Regions from separate parts of the Homo sapiens genome. Here region 2 is linked to region 1. The links are chromatin loops, found by intact Hi-C in ENCODE. Cell type or tissue: HepG2. All regions are shown on one strand. Links, peaks and the distances in the headings refer to the core of each region. The heading gives the core; the rest is flanking DNA.

Region 1 (2,815 bases), core at 20-2,519:
ACATCATGGCATCTATTGATCAGCCTTTTATATTTCTTTTTACGGGTATTGCCTTTATTTTGAGGATTTTCCATCTGTAAGTTCTCTTTATATAGGCTATTAGGCGTCTGTCATACATGTTGCAAAGATGTTTTCCAGCTTTGCAATTTGGAGTTGACTTTTGACACCGATGAACCAGTGACAATTACTTCTGATCCGATAACTTATTTGTTGGCAAAGCATGGTCCTGTGAATTCCTTTCTTGGCACCTAGGATCATTGCTTCAGCATCTGTTCTTTTAGAAAACAGGTTTGTCCAGCAACTTGTATTTGTCATCTTCCTTGTGATTTGTTTGATCAAGTACATTGTCTGTTAAGTTGAGTTGCTGCTGGCTTTCAGGTCAAACGCATTAGGCTTTAATAGGCATTCTGAAGTGCTTACCAAACCCAGCTCTGTAGTAAAGGAACTGTTAAGAGTCCTTCTTTTCTCTTTTCCTTCTCCTACTTTTATTTCAGTTTGTTGAATTCCTCCCATAATCTGCCTCTGGGTTAAAGGCTTTACGTTATCTTTTCACATCTAATTCTCATAACCTTGTGATCCTAGGTGTGGTTAGTTCCGTTTTTTATTTAAGGAAACTAACTTGTGGAGAAGTAAAAAAAAAAAAATTCTACCCAGAATCACATGGGTAGCAGGTGAGGAAAGTGACTTTTGAACTTACATTGGTCAGACTCCAAAAGTCAAGCTCTTAACCTTCACCCTACTACCTCTAACTTACCCTGGCTTTCAATGAGTTGCTTGTGTGTTTCTTCGTCTTTTAACCCTGATAAAGAGATTTGGTGCACAATAGGACCTGAGATCTATTGGGTTGAGAAAGAGAAAGAATATTCTATGTGGGGTGGGCTGAGGAGGTGTTTCCAAAATGTTTCCACTTCAGTTTCATACACAAACATACAATGGATGAAAAAGCAGGAAGGCAATAAGCTCACTTTGTTACACACTCCTCCGCAGTCAGGTTGTACATAATGCCGCTACGAGCAGCTTCTCAACCTCAGCACTGTTGACATTTTGGGTGGATAATTCTTTGTTTTGTGTTGCTGTCGTGTGCCTTGGATATTTAGCAGTATCCCTGGCCTCTACCCACTAGATGCCAGTAGCACCTCCACCCCTGCTGTGACAATGGAAAATGTTTCCAGACATTGCCAAACGTCCTCTGGGAGGAAGAATCGCCCCTGGTAAACACTCAATGGCCTATGATTAATAAAGGCTTAACAATGCCTTTCACAGCTCCAAAGAAATATCCATAGATTACAAGGCTAATAAAGATACACTGGGTCATGTATTTCTCTCCTTCTCTCTCTCTCTCTTTTTTTTTTCCCGCTAGCAGAATTTCCTAGTGGAAGCTGAATGTTTGATTAGCACACTTAGAAACCGTAGAAATGTTTATTTAAATATATGGCTAACACAAAGAAAACATTTTTATCATTATTTTCTCATTACAGATAATTTTTTTTTTTGAGGTGGAGTTTCGCTCTTGTTGCCCAGGCAGGAGTGCAATGGCATGATCTCAGCTCACCACAACCTCCGCCTCCCGGGTTCAAGTGATTCTCCTGCCTCAGCCTCTCGAGTAGCTGGGATTACAGGCATGTGCCACCACACCCGGTTAATTTTGTATTTTTAGTAGAGGCGGGGTTTCTTCATGTTGATCAGACTGGTCTCGAACTCCTGACCTCTGGTGATCCGCCAGCCTTGGCCTCCCAAAGTGCTGGGATTATAGGTGTGAGCCACTGTGCCCGACCATTACAGATAACTTTTATTGAACTCATACTGTTTGCCAGTCCCAATGCTAAATCCCTTACTATGTCATTTATCTCATTTATGACTCACAGGTTTTAAAAATAGACATGAATGTTATGCCCATTTTACTGATGAGGAAATTGAGATTTACAAACATTAAATAACTTCTTTTAAGATCACTGGAAAGATTAATGCAGCTGAAAACTTAACCCAAGTTTGTTTTACACTGGGGTTTATTTACACTACTGACTTCCAAAATTAATATTCATCCACAGTAGGACAATTAAACACAATCATTAAAAACAAAATGAAGACTATAAAATCAGTGCTATCTTACCACTCAGCAATAATCTGTATTGACATTTTGCTATGAATTCATTCAGTCTTCATTCTCTGCATTTAAAAACATATATGCTTTAGAAAAAACGAAACATGTTTAATATCCTATGTTTTTTCTTTATATTTGGGACTACTTTTCCATCATGATGTTAAACATTCTTTACTAAGTACCATTTAAAAGGGCTATATAAAAATTAAAAAAATTAACCAGACATGGTGGCATGTACCTGTAGTCCCAGCTACTTGGGAGGATGAAGTGGGAGGTTTCTTTGAGCCAAGGAGTTAGAGACCAGCCTGGACAACATAGTGAGACCCCCACCTCTAAAAAAATAAAAATATTTAGCCAGGGGTAGTGGCGTGTGCCTGTTGTCCCAACTACTTGGGAGGCTGAGGCAGGAGGGTTGCTTGAGCCCAAGAGTTTGAGGCTGTAGTAAGCTATGATCGTGCCACTGCACTCCAGCATGGGTGACATAATGAGACCCTGTCGCAAAATGAATGAATGAATGAATGAATAAATGAAAGAGCTATTTCATATTCTACCAGGGAACATTTAAACAGTCTCCCATTGCCAGACATTCTGGTTGTATTTTTTTCCTCTCTCCCTCTCTCCTTCTCCCACCCTCTCTCTTTCTTTCTTTTTCATGTTATTTACACAAGATAAATTCCTAGCAGTGAAATACTGGAGTAAAAGTAATCCTATGTA
Region 2 (2,815 bases), core at 198-2,697, 53 kb before region 1:
CGGACAAGGGAGCCAAGATCTAGAGGTGAAATGAGAATAGAGGTTGGAGTGAGGAAGGGGAAAATATTCCAAGCAGGGGGAAATGTAAAACATTTGAGCAAAATCCTGTGGCAAGAGGCAACCTGGACCATTTGAAACAGGGCTGTGCGCATAGAATCAAAAAATAGGGCAAAGGGTGACAGAAGAGAAAGCCAGAGTGGGAGACATGGGCCTAGCTGAAGAGCATCTCAAAGCCTGTCATGAGTTGGAATGTGTCCCTCCAAAAAGATGAAGTAGAGCCCTATCTGCCAGTATTTCTGAGTAGGACCTTATTTGGAAACAGGGTCATTGCACATGTAATTAGTGAAGATGCGGTCATACCGTAGAGTGGGTTCCTAATCCAATGGGACTGGTGTTCTTATATGAAGACACAGATCACCAGGAGCGGTGGCTCACGCCTATAATCCCAGCACTTTGGGAGGCCGAGGCGGCAGATCACGAGGTCAGGAGATTGAGACCATCCTGGCTAACACGATGAAACCCCATTTCTACTAAAAATACAAAAAATTAGCCAGGCGTGGTGGCGGGCGCCTGTAATCCCATCTGCTCGGGAGGCTGAGGCAGGAGAATGGCGTGAACCTGGGAGGCGGAGCTTGCAGTGAGCCGACATCACGCCACTGCACTCCAGCCTGGGGGACAGATTGAGACTCCGCTTCAAAAAAAAAAAGAAGACACAGATCCACAGGGAGAAGGCCATGTAACAACAGAGGAATACATTAGAGTGAACCAGCTGCGAAGAATGTCAAGGATCGATTGCCAAGTAGGTCGAGGCAAGGAAAGAGTCTCCCCTCCAGAAGAAGGTGGCTCTCCCGACACCTTGATTCTGGACTTCTAGCCCCCAGAACTGTTAGGAAATAAATTTCTGTTGTTTTAAGTCACCCAGTTTGTTGTACTTGGCTATGACATCTGTAGGAAATTAACACAAAGGCCACAGTAGGATTTTGGTCTTTGTCCCAAGAGCAGCAAGGAAGCATGGCAAGAATTTAAACAAGGAAGGGAGAGCGGAGGATGTTGGTCTGGCTAAGGTGGGGATATGGAAGGGAAGGAAACAAGAGTGTGTGCAAGGCAGACCAGTTAAGAGGCTTGGGCGAGGGGGACTGCTTAGGAGGCTGCAGGGAGATGAGTTAGCAGTTGATGTGGTTGTCCGGGAGAGAGATGACAGAAGCTTGGAATAGGTGTTAAGGGTAAAGATGAAGCTGAATGAAAGGATTTTGGATCCCTATGGTGAGTGAGATACAGAGCCATGTCAACAATGACTTCAAGGCTTTGGGCTCACTCAACTGGATGGATGGGGGCGCCAATCACTGAGCAAGTGATCCTCAGGGAAGATCAGACTCCACTTAGCACAAGGTCTCTCAGCCAGCAGAATGAGTTTCAATGTTCTTAAAGCAAACACACCCCAAAGAAAATTTCCTTTTGAATTGTAATAAATACACTCTGCAATGCCTTCTGTTTTTACAGAATAATATTTCTGGGAGACCGGTACACATAAGCACTTGGAAGTTGATCTCTTTCTTATTAATAATTGCCTGATAATTCATTGTGTGGATATAAGATAATTTAACCAATCTATTTATGTATTTAGCTTGTTTCCAGATTTTAAATTATTTCATTGCAAGTTTTTAAAAATTTTCTAGCTTCATCCATTAAAAGAAATACTTTTACATTGTTAACTACTATATACACATACGACACACAAATACACACACACACAGCAAAAAGTTTCACAAAATAGTACTTATCCTACCTATATGTCATTCTATTCTATTCTATTCTAATTCCATTCCAACTAAAAGTAATAGCCATGACCCACTAAATTGATCTTACCACCTACTGACAGGTCACAACCTGCAGTTTGAAAAACACTTTCAATGCATATTTATTCAATGAAAAGGGACAAGTAGGCCAGGCGCAGTGGCTCATGCCTGTAATCCCAGCACTTTAGAAGGCCAAGGTGGGAGGATCACTTGAGGTCAGGAGTTTGAGACCAGCCTGGCTAACGTGGTGAAACGTCATCTCTACTAAAAATACAAAAATTAGCCGGGCGTGGTGGCAGGTACCTGTAATCCCAGTTACTCGGGAGGCAGAGGCAGGAGAATCACTTGAACCCGGGAGGTGGAGGTTGCAGTGAACTGAGATTGTGCCACTGCACTCCAGCCTGGGCAACAAGAGCAATACTTCGCCTCAAAAAAAAAAAAAAAAAAAAAAAAGGAAAAGTACTTATTTATACTCCAATACTGTTCTGAACATTTTGTAAGTAATAACTTAATAATCCTTACAATGACAGTGTGCCAGTGGGCTAAGAATTATTATCTCTCCGTTTTCCAGATGATGAAACTGAGACACAGAGAGGTAGACAAGTTACCCAAGGTCACATGCTAGTATGTCGGAGAGCTGTGCTTAAACCCCGGCGGTCTGGCTGCAGTTTATGCTCTTAATCATCAGCCTATGGTATTTCCTTTAGCCTTAGGAATTGATGTGAGACTAACCAGGTATTTAGCAATGCACAGCTCTAAATAGCCTCTCCAGTATTTCAAACCACGGCAGGGCAGGTTCCTTTACAAGATAGTCAAACAGGACATAAGTGTATTACTCTGCTATTTATATACCTCCATGGCTCTAGAAGGCAAACAAAGACTCCTGAAATTTAATAATCTCCTCCAGAAACTTAGCTTCAGCAACACACACACACATTCTCTCTCTCTGTGTCTCTCTCTCTCTCTCTCTCTGTCTCTCTCCAAAAGCCCCAAACCTTCAAGCTCCCAAATAATCAATG

The links. Hi-C counts contacts between places; a loop is a spot of excess contacts. Peaks named below come from ENCODE experiments on the same cell type or tissue, not always from the same donor. Only the 100,000 strongest peaks of a DNase experiment are listed, where the experiment ranks them.
Region 2: a loop joins it to region 1, with 2.1 times the contacts of the local background. A loop is called at or near these places in 10 of 110 quality-filtered maps.

Annotation. Positions count from the first base shown.
Region 1 is chr20:53,785,957-53,788,771 of GRCh38, forward strand. No RefSeq gene overlaps it. Among named protein-coding and RNA genes, the nearest start is that of BCAS1-AS1, 130 kb to the right of the region's middle. In HepG2, for the core only: a CTCF peak has its summit at 1,126 (motif pointing right); DNase peaks (open chromatin) are centred at 735 and 1,095; H3K4me3 peaks cover 1,023 bases.
Region 2 is chr20:53,733,223-53,736,037 of GRCh38, forward strand. No RefSeq gene overlaps it. Among named protein-coding and RNA genes, the nearest start is that of ZNF217, 140 kb to the left of the region's middle. RefSeq lists a silencer at 894-1,094 and an enhancer at 2,360-2,815. In HepG2, for the core only: a CTCF peak has its summit at 1,374; a DNase peak (open chromatin) is centred at 2,497.